2 separate regions of the Homo sapiens genome follow, and region 1 is linked to region 2. The links are chromatin contacts, found by Hi-C in ENCODE. All regions are on one chromosome and are shown on one strand. The core of a region is the stretch at or near the end of the contact, and the rest is flanking DNA. Distances in the headings are between cores, read along the strand shown.

Region 1 (5,966 bases), core at 174-2,673, 2.1 Mb before region 2:
CCCTGAACTGACTTACCATTCTGTAAAGCAATTATCTTCTGATGCTGTTGCTCGGTTAAGGCGGTTAAAGCTTTTAAGTGTTTCAAAGTTAATTCCAAGACTACAGCTTTCTCCAGATGTCCCAGAGTCTGCAGTGGTGCAAAAAAGAAACGGGCACTTGGTTACTTAAAAACACACATTTGGCTTAATTGGCTGTCCATTCAGCACAGCAATTTAAGCAAACACTTTGAAAGAAGTACTGTTCTTTTACTTCTTGAGCTTTCCACAAGACAGGTTATAAATGATTTCTTGCCTTCAGCTGGGAGCACCTACTCCAGTTTGCGGGAAACTCTGTACGGTATAGCACAAGTTTTAAGTCAGGAACTTATATTTACATTTATTCTTATATTTTCTGGGAGTCGCACCAGACTATTAACACGCCCTTGGAGAGCAGCAAAGAATGAAAATGTGCATCTTACTGTCAATTTCAGATGTTCAGGCAGTAAATCTTTCAGCTGAGCAATGCATTCATTAATTCGGTCTCTTCTTTTCTTTTCTATTAATCTGTGCGGTAATTTGTAGGTATCCTTAATATATGAGAGTCATGGAAAAGAGAAAACAGTAAGCGAAACATTCACTTATTGGATATTACCCTCGTCTGCCCCCCCCGCCCCCCCACCATAAAACATACTATGTGATAAACTACACCCAAGAAACCTCTTTCCTCTGGACTGTTCTGCAATGCAATTTAAATTCAGGTATGATGTTTAATATCCCCCTGAGAGTACCCAGCAAGCCACTTAAAATTCACAGTTGGGGAAGCTCAGGGGCTGGAATATATTTGCGGGCAGAGCTTCACTGTGAAATCAATGGCTCTAATTAACTACCCATGCAGGTTATGAGGAATATCGGGAACTTACACTTACCTTGGTGTCGTCTCGTTTCATGCTCCTTTTGGGTTTACACATATACAAAGAGGAATAGTCCAGTCTGCAAAACAGAAATCAGCATCAGGCACCCATTCGGGGAGGGGCTCTGCCCTCGCCAGCTCCATACCACTTTCTGGAGAAGAAAAAAATCAAACCAAAGCCTAGACAGATATTCGCAAGGGTGCGTGCACCTTACCCTATAAAATCTCTATGTTCCAGTAACTGTCTCTCTTGCAAATGAGGAATTCCTTCGTCCATGTTCAACTGCTGTTCGTTTCCTCTGTTTCGATTTTTGGGGCTCTGTACAATAATCTGTGGGACGGTAGGCTTGGGAGACCTTGGGGGGATCTGTGCGTCTCCAGTCTCTCTCTCGCTCTCCCTCTTCAGTGCAGTGTTGAAAGTGTGAAGCAGTTGGTCCCCCCCCTCCACCGCGCTCGCACACACACACGCACACACACGCACACTCGCGCCGGCCCCACTGCGCTGGTAGTTTGCTCTCACTCCAGGCAGTGTTTGGCCACAGGGCACGCGCGTCGCCGGCCAGACCAGCACCCAGCTCACGTGCGGAACGTACCATCCGCGGTCCAGCCCGGAGGGGGGCGGGGGAGGAGGGGCCGGGCCGGGCGGGGGCGTCGGGAGAAGGCGGCGAGAGAAGGCGAACGGCAGGAGGGGGCGGGGACACCTGATCAGGGCCACCGGAAAGGAAAAACAACTTCGGCCAAGCTATTCATCTTCCCAAAGGCGATGCAGTCGGCAGGAGGAGGGGGGAGTGGGGGTGCAGGGGTGCGGGGCAGCCTGAGCTTCCTTGGCTCCAAAATGCGACTCCCTGGGTTCGTCCGTTGTTACGGTGCAGGAATGTGAACGTGGCTTTTTGCTTTTCCACCGATTGTGCTGTTGGTTTGAACCATAGAAAGGAAGTGAAAAGAGAATTCGCGGTGGGTAAACTTGAGTCCCAAAGGAAATTTTGGAGACTTGTTTGCTCACTGATCAGTGGCCTGGAGGGACTCCTTGGCGCTGGGTGGAGAGGTTGCCTCGAGAAGAAGCAACTTGCAATCCGCTCCTTGAAGGATTTAAGATACATGAAAACGTTGTCACTGGGTCCGAATGTCGCAATCCAAGTGTCTTTCGGTGACACGGCGTCCCTGGGCCAACTAAACTTCCCCGCAGCAGCCGGAATTGCGGTGCCACTAATCACAGCAGCAGATGACGACGTTTGGGGCCGCGTGTGCTCCTGGAGGAACGCGGCGGGGAGCGAGCCGGGGTTGAGTGGGGGCTGGGAAGGGAGAAGGGGGTGGCACGAGAGGGGGTGGCACGAGAGGGGCTACCACAGAAAAGCTATGCAGCATTTATCACCCGCCCGCTCAACTCTGCCGCGTTCTGAGCCTCCGGTGACGCTACGTGCTTTCCCCATCCCCCCGCCCCCCCGCGCGATAAGAGACGCCCGGAGTGTGCAGAGCCCACGTTTACTACCGCTGGCACCTCCAAAGCCTCCCTCCTTAATCCGGTCTCAAACGGGTACCAGCACAGGGCCAGCAACGTGATCCGACCTGCCGCTGCTGCCACATCACTGCTCGGGGAACCCGTGCGCGCGCGCGCTCGCCCTGCAGCCGCGGCGCTCGGCGCCGGGAATCACAGGCCAGCAAGAGCCGGGTTACCTTTCCCCAGAGCCACCCTGGGAGCATGACTCACTGCTAGTGAGAGTTACCGGGAGGTGCCCGGGGATGCGCACTGCCCACGCCGCCCTGCCAGCCCAGGGGAAGGCATGTCCTGAGGGACTCCCAGGGGTGGGATGGAGGCTATATATATATTTCTCTAGATATACATAAAGACATAGAGAAAAAAACCAAGGTTTTTCCTGCACAGAGAGGGATATTTACATTCTCCCCGGGGTGATCTCTGAAACGTTGATTATTGCCGGTGATAAGTGAACCGAGGGGAGAAGAACGCCAAAGGTACATGCACCAGGGCGCAGCAGGGACTGGGGCGCCCGCTACGTGTCCCCCGGCCCGCCCCGCCGGGCACGGGTTCCGGGGACGGATCTGGGTCGCGGGAAGCGGCGGCTGGGAGGAGGTCACGTGTCTGCGGGAGTCGCGTCTCCTCCCCGACTCCAGGAGCAGCCCGGGCCGCGGCGGCCGCTCGCGCTGCTGCAGTCTCCGGAGTCCTGGGCGGAGACGCGCACTGCGTCTGGCTTCGTGACTCGGGCGGCGGCGGCGGCCCAGGATCACCCCGGCGTGAGGAGACGCTCGCGGTCCGTTCAGTTCATCTGTTTAGAGGGCCTTTTAAGGTCTCTCGACTTCCTCAAATAGAGGAACGTATTTTGCACCAAACAGGCAATTTAATCACGATGGTTCTTAATTTAAAAAGTATTTTTAAAATGCTGACTTTATTTTAAATCTCGGTCCGACCTCTCTCCTATTTCCAAAAGGTTAGGTAATTAAGACCCTTCGATGGGGAGGGCACGTTGGAGCCCTAAAAGCGACCTATTCCTGCAGTACTGTATCATTTTTACCTCTTTTTAATTGACTAAAAATGGGAATGCCGTTAGGTGAATAATTTAAAAATTAAAACACCAGGTCCCCTTCTAGATTTCTGAATGTTTGGAGTAGAAAGGGGATGTAAATATTTGCTCCAGAGCTAAATTTCACTTGAAAAGGATGACTGGTTAGGGAAAATGAAATAAAGACAAGATCATTGCATTTTGGCCTCGTCGGGCTAAAAACACAAGGCAGACATCTGACCAGGGCAAACCTTAGAAGCTAAGTCTGGGGCAGAGATTAAATGCAAGTTGAAATAGGAGGAACACGATCAGGAGCCTTGAGGCTCAAAGGTGGGTTAAATAAGCTTGCAGCACCCCATAATTTAAAGGGACAAAAAGCTGCAAATGACACATGAAGCTTTTTTCTGTTATCTCTTTGAGGCTCCTCTCTCCCCCCATCCTTTCTGCCCCAAGCTTCCCCACTTCCGTACCCTTTTCCCGTGATACCTACTCAAACTGCAAATGGGGTCTTTTCCCAATTTTTATCTCCTTTGTTGTTCTTGATCCCCTTTTCCTCTTCTTTTCTGTCTTTCCTTTACATATTCACCTTTTAACTCATGTTTCCCTTTTTCATTTCTTCTTTATCTTCCTTTCCCTTATGTTCTCTGTCTACCTTTTCCCTGTTAAATGCCAGCTTTTGCCATTTCTCTGTAGTTCTGTCAATCTCCTGTTTGCTTTTTGCCCTTTTTTTTCTTTGATCTTTCACCCTGGTGACTCTTCTTGGTTACCCACTTCCCTTAAACTTGAATCCCATTCCTGTTCTTTCTCAAACTCTTGGCTTCTGGAATATTGGGCATAGTTTGATGCCTCTGAATATCCCTTTGCGCAAGAAGGGTGTAACAATAGCTAACAACTATATAGCCTTTAAGATTAGAGTACCAGACTGCATTCAAAGAGCTTTTTATGTATTAAGTCATTAATCATTTCCACAACCCTCTAAGGTAGATACTATTATTGTTTCCATTCTACAGATGAGAAAATGCTTACAAAGTGAGATTGCAAAATATTTCCAAGGTCCCAGAGCCAGGATTTAAGCCCAGACAGTGGGTTCGAGAGTCTGGACCCTGGACGACTCTTACACCTCAATGTGAATAGTGAGTGGTAAGGTATAAGTGTTAACTAGCTGCTTCAGGGATGTTTTTCTATTTACCAGTATAAGTGTGCACATTTGTGTGTGTGTGTGAATGAAATTGTGTGGGGAGTTTTGCAAGAGAGATGGAAAAGGGAGAGGTGTTAGCATTGGAGCTGATGACAGAGATAAGAAAAGCTATGGCAAGAAGAGAGGCAGTCTTTTGCCATGTCAGTGAGTCATTCAGTTGGCATCTAGCTTCAAATTTATTGATTTAAATCCAAATATCCTAATTAACTCTTATAATTTTGTACAGATGGACAGATGGAAGTACAGTTTAGAAAAGGCTGATGGTGACCAGCTGTTCACCAGCTCTGCTGAGCAAACTGAGCCAAGCTCTAATGTGAAGACTTCAGGTTAGTAATAGGAAAAGTTCACCTGTGGTGAGGTTAGAAAGGGAAAAAAAGTACGCTAACAAAGGAACAGAAACTAGAATGCCATCTTTGGATATGTTTTAAAATAGGTTGAGTCTTATCTTTTTAGGAAAGCTTAATGCTATCCTGCTGAAAGCCAAGAAGATACAAGATGAGCTCAAAGCCCCTTTGAGCTTATAATTAAAGAATTTTGTGATGCTTTGCTTTCAATTAAAGATATCCATCTTTCTCCTTTTAATAGGCGAGGGGTAGCTGCTTCCATTGCTTTTCTTTGGTTAAGTAAGGAAATCATTACCTATAGAGACACTAATGAAAGGAAATACTTAGGCCAATTCTCCCCCCTGCCTAAATATCCTAAGTCCTGCACTCATTATATTCACCCTGTGACTTTAGAAGGCCTTATCCTGTTTGCAAAGTCTTGGATTTCCAACAGAAACAGAACTTGCCTGAAAGGATTAAAGTTTCCATGGGGAATAGAGGTTTTCTGCCTCTTTAGGGTTCTGCAAGCCCTACTGCCCTTCTGGAGAATTAACTCCAGGGTGTTTTAGGAACCCAAGTGTGATCCAAACTAACTGTACATCTCTGATGGCCCCAAAATCTGCTTAGGGGCGTAGAGTCTCCTGCCTGTGATACTGTGAAAATGGCCCATCTGAAGGGCAGAAGCCATTCTTGATCACCTCTGTTTTACAGAGCGGACAAGAATCTGCAGACGTTTTACATCAAAGTTAAGCAGAGTCCAAAACAATCTAAAAAAGTTTTGGGTTGATGCTAAAATCAAGGCCTGGAGGGGATAGCGGGGTGGGATCTGGACTTACAAAAGCTTCCCTAGGAATTTCGGCTCTTGGCATGCACACCTACTCTCAAGGGAGAAGAGTTAATGTTGTCAGGCACACCACAGAAAGAAGGGTGCCTCAGAGAAGGATTTAAGGAGGGACGGCAATTCCACTGCTACTCACCAGAAGCCAGTATGACTTTAAAATATTGATGATGTTATTTGCTGAAAGTACCGGATTTTAAAT
Region 2 (5,173 bases), core at 2,574-5,073:
TCATATGTTAAACTTAATCACCAATGAGATAGCGTTAGGAGGTGGGGCCTTTGGGAGGTGATTAAATCATGAGGACACAAGCCTCATGACTAGGATTACTGCCCTTATAAAAGAGGCTCCAGAGAGCCGCCCTGTCTCTTCCACCACATGAGGACACAGCTAGAAGGCACAATCTATGACCCAGAAAGCAGGGCCCCACTAGACATCCAATCTGCTGGTGTCTTAATCTTGAACTTCTTAGACTCCAGACCTGTGAGAAATAAATTTGCATTCATAAGCTACCCAGTATTTTTCTATAGCAGCCTGAACAAACTAAGATACCATCATTGTAGTGTTTCATTATTCTTATCACCAAGTGCCCAATCTTCCTCTTGATGACTACAGCCAGAAACCTGGAATATATCTTCAATTCTTTCTTCTTCTTCTTACTCCTCCTTTTTTTTTTTTTTTTGAAAGGGTCTTGCTCTGTCATCCAGCTGGAATGCAGTGGCACAATCACAGCTCACTGCAGCCTCCACCTCCCAGGCTCCAGTGATCCTCCTACCTCAGCCTCCCACATTGCTGGGGTTACACGTATAAGCCACCGTGACTGGCTTCTTTCCTCCTTTTTTGTTGGCCATGTGCCTTTAAAATCCTTTCTGCCAATTTCATGGGTACCATCTCGGCTCAGGCAGTCATTAATTCCTCATTTTAGTTATTTTATGTCTTCTATCTGGTTTGTTTGTTTTTCTAGTCTTGGCCCCGTCTCTCCTACCCAATAATCCTTCCTCTATACTGCTGCTGAAGTAATTCTTCTCCAACCTTGCTTAACTAATTCAGCAATTTCCCATTACCTTCAGGATACAGTTCAAACTCCTTAACACAGTTTACAAAACTCTTCATCATCTTACATCTACATTTCCCATTTCTCCTGCTGCATACCTGCATACCACAATGTTTGCTTCTATGGTATGCTTACCTGCAAAATATACTTACCTCCACAGTTCATAGACAAGGAAATATATACAAAGGTATATGTTCCTTTTTCTGGAGCATACTCATGTCTTTCCTTAGCTTGGTCAATTCCAATAGATTCTTCAGGACTAATCCTGAGCTTTGATACATTCTATGAGAAGTACTTCCTGTTTAACCTAGGCTGAGTGAGGTGTTCTTTCTCCACCTTTTAGCAATAACCTTTATTTCAGTGTTTATTATCACTGTAATATCTGATTTGATTGTATATTTTTCTAGATGTGATTCTCTTAAGGGCAGGCACCATGTTTTTCATCTCAGAAGGTCACAAACTATTAGGAAAATGGGCTTGCAGATACATGTACAACAAAGAATAATAATTGAAGATGGCTCATGGAAAAAGTATTCTGAAAAGTAAGAGAGGCACATGTTCTAGAGAGACAAGAAAAGGCACAATAGAGAAATTAGAGCCCTCATACATTGCTGGTGAGAAAGTAAAATGGTACAGCCACTTTGGAAAACAGTGTGGTAGTTCCACAAGGGGTTAAACATAGAGTTACCATATGACCCCGCAATTCCACTCTTAGGTATATATCCAAGAGAAATGAGAACATATGTTGACACGAAAACTTGTACATGAATGTCAACAGGAGCATTATTCATAATATTCAAAAAGCTGAAACAACCCAACCGATGAAGGGACTTTGAAAACATGTTAAGTGAAAGAAGCCAGTCACAAAAGACCACACATTGCATGATTCCATTTATATGAAATGTTCAAGATAGACAAATGCATACAGACGGAAAGTGGATTACTGGTTGCCTAGGGCTGGGGAGAGGAGGGAGAAGTTGGGGCCAAAGGGTATGGGGTTTCTTTTTGGGGCTGTGAAAATACTCTAAAATCGAATGTGGTAAAGCATGCATAACTCTGTGAATATACTAAAATCACTGAATTGTTTATAAAGAAAAAGATTACTGTGGGGAAGGAAGAAAGATTTCATGGAGTTGGTAGGATTTGAATTCACTGATAAATAAGTGATATAAAAAGCAAAGTGATGTGCTATAGTGAATAAACAAGCCCTTCTGTTGGGCAGATCTGGCTTTAAATCCACTTGGTCAATTTACACTTCCTAAATCTGTAACCTCATCTAAAGTGTAAATATATTAATATACCTACTTTGTAAAATTATTGTGGTAAGTTATATATGGGATTTAAAATATTTAATCTAATGCCAGGCACATAGCAAATATTAATAATAAATATTAGTTACTTATTATAAATCTGTTTAGTATGGAATACAGTTTAGTATTGAATATCGGGACAGAGTGAACATGTAAGTACATCAATGGGAAGGAACTCCCAGAAACTAATCTGGTTTCCAGCAGAAAGAGATATGAGAGACAAAATAATATAAAGGTAACCTTACTAAGTTTAAGAAATATTTATGAATACCTTTTTTCTAACTACTAGACACTTTGCTAGACTGCTGGATACACAAAGACAAATGAGAAGTGAGTAGATTGCTGGATATACAAGTGAGAAGTGGTCCTTGACTTGGTAGTCTAGTAGACAGATAAAAAAATATGTGTAAGAAAGCATTACATTTCTTACAATAGAAATGTTTTTTGTATGCATAAAGAAGGGGGTGGGCTGGAAAAAGAATGTAGTCAAGGTGACTTGCTCAATACTGAAACTGCTCATTAACTACTTAGGCCAGCACTTATGGCAGACTTGTCAGGATGCCTTGCTAATATTTTCCACTTCCAGTACAGAACAGAGATTACAGGTTTAAGCCAATTTTGTTCAACAGATGAGAAACCCAGTGTCCAAGGATGAAAGAATACTTGTTATACAAGGAATGTGAATATTCCAGAGATTTATGCTCAAAGTCCCCAGGTTAGTGTCTTTCTTTCTCACTAGACTGTAAGCTTCTTGAAGACAAATATCTTGAGTGTTACCTTGCTCACTCTTGAATTGTCAAAACTTGGCCCAGGACTAGGTATGTGGTATACAATCAATAAAAATTTGTTGAATGAATGTTCTTCAAAATCCTTCCATGGCAAAAACAGAAGAAACATTCACGAGTGGACTGCTAGTTGACTGTTTCTCTCATCGCTATTGACAGTCTGAAATGGACAAAGACATCTATATAATCATTCCTTCCTTTCAAATAAATAATCTGTGAATTACGCTATTCTTTTCCTATTGCTTCAGGACAAGCTATTTGACAGAAAGCTTTTAAGAAAGGCTTTGCAAGAAAACTCTGCAACAGAGATGGCACGTATGAATTGCTGTGATCTGGAGTTGAAGACAAGAACAAAAGTAACTCTAGAGCAGAATTCTTTGACCAAAGTCATCTTACTGGTTGGCGGAGGCTCTCAGTCTACTTGCATCCGGTGCTTGAGAGTTCAGACAGGCAAAGATGAGAGGTAGCATCTAGTCAACATCCATTTCTTGAGCACTTACTACATGTCAGCCACTTTGCTTAGTCCCCGGTTTTACTGTGCTCTGCTAGGAAGTGGTGAAGAGATTCGGCGGGATCTTCTTAGGACCAATCCTACAAAGTTCCAGATGGAACTCATTTTGATTTGGGGGACGGTTTACTTGCAGGGATTAGGTGGAGAAACAGGGCCTGCTACTCAAGAGGAATGAGAAACTGTAACTAACAGGAGGTAGACTGGGAAGGAGCATGGCAAAGTCACCCCTTTTCACAGGGCAACGCTCCAAAGACCACGCTCAAGCTGGGGTGGCAGGGCTCTGAACATGGGGCCCCGACCCGGGCCTCGGCCTGGGGCCACGTGACGCGCGTGTTTACGTTGAGTGACGGGCGCTGTGTTGGGCGGGCCTTGGCGGAAATCAACTTCCGGGGGCAGAGGTGTTCGAAGCCGGGTGGTGCGTGGGCTACCCCAACCTGTGTGGCTGGGCCGCGGTCTCCCCTCAAGGGCCTGGGGCCGTGCCTCGGGTGTACGCGTAGGGGTCTGTGTGCTGGGGGTGGCTCACCGGGCAGCGTGGGTGAGCGGCGCAGCGGCGGCAGCGGAGAGCGAGAGAGGGGAGCAGGTAAGTGAACGCTCGCCTTCCGGGGCCTGGGTCTTGGGGTCGGGGCCGCGCGAGGCGAGCGGAGAGCGCCCCACCGGGGGAGGAGCGCGGACGAGCTTCCGCCGCCTGCAGCCCGCCTGCTGCGGCCTCGCCCTTGGCTGTCGCAGCGACCAGGAGTCAGGGGGCGTGACCAACCTCCTGCGGGAACGGAGCCAGCTCCCGGGGGTGGGAGTGCCCACTCGTTCCTGCGCTCGCCGGTGGGTACCGGTATCTGCACGTCCCAGAATCGAGTGTTTTCGAAAGTCTACGCCCACGAACACGTGATTATTGTGTCACCGAAGCGCCTACCGAACGGAGACCTTGATTCTTGCTTAGATTACACAGAACGCGCCTGGTTTATGTATCCCCTTTTACTTTGCCAAGTACATTGGGGTAAAAGCTCTACAGCGTCTGCCAGCCACATTTCCTTAGAGTTTCTTGGGCCACATGTTGCAATAAAAGTGGCATTTCAGGGTCAAGGCAGGAGCCAGTAACTTTGCCAAGTGGTGAGGTATCCTTCGTCCCCGTTAGCACGCCTCCCTTTCCCAACAATAAAGATATTTTCTCCATCTGCGCGTGTCGCCTACTGCGGAGGAAAGCTTTGGACATGAAACCTATTTTTGGCTTCACTTTAAGGAGTGGAACTCTATTAAAAGCTGCGCTGGTGTTTTTTTGGTAGGATGATGTTGCTGCTGCTACTCTCACTTGCTTCCTTGATGAGAGTTGGGGCAGAGCTCGATTTCCTGGAGGGTAAAGTCTTGGCCACAATTTTAGGTGACTCAGCGGCCCCTTATGAATTCTGACTCTTTCCTTCCCTCCCCTCTCAGCTGTGCGGATACTGATGCCACCTTTCTCTCCAAATATTAATCCGGGTGGGAGTTGGATGATGGTTTTTGGAAGCAGTTTGCATGTTGCGTGGTGGAGTTATTGGAGTGGGCTGACATTTTACTTCACAATTTAAGGCAACCCTTCCCCCCCCCACAATATTTAGTTGGGTGGGGTGACAGGGACTGACAACAAATTCGCTGTTGTGTTCCCTGCTGTCGGAGAGTTCTACACTTAATGATCACCTGATTGCCCTCTGCTACAATTTCTATTGCGTTGAGGGGATTGGTTATACTGTCTGTACCTATTAGGTAAATGTAG

The links. A loop is a pair of places that touch in the nucleus more often than their neighbours do. Pooled maps may share reads with other maps.
Region 1: a pooled map shows a loop between it and region 2 (1.9-fold over the local background). The contact joins the promoter of BHLHE41 here to the promoter of CCDC91 in region 2. A Hi-C loop is called at or near these places in 2 of 168 maps with a recorded cell type or tissue (ascending aorta and naive thymus-derived CD4-positive, alpha-beta T cell) and 11 of 50 pooled maps.

What each region holds. Positions count from the first base shown.
Region 1 is chr12:26,123,614-26,129,579 of GRCh38, forward strand. It overlaps BHLHE41 (basic helix-loop-helix family member e41), which reads right to left and starts at 1,424. Exons shown (of 5, transcript NM_030762.3): 1 at 1,105-1,424; 2 at 906-969; 3 at 459-566; 4 at 17-128. The coding sequence starts at 1,166. It also overlaps a transcript of SSPN not described here. RefSeq lists a silencer at 2,836-3,005.
Region 2 is chr12:28,186,633-28,191,805 of GRCh38, forward strand. CCDC91 (coiled-coil domain containing 91) reads left to right here and starts at 3,824. Exons shown (of 13, transcript NM_018318.5): 1 at 3,824-4,009. It overlaps LOC729291 (a long non-coding RNA gene), which reads right to left and starts at 4,106. Exons shown (of 1, transcript NR_148936.1): 1 at 1-4,106. RefSeq lists silencers at 3,791-3,840, 3,871-4,300, 4,984-5,173.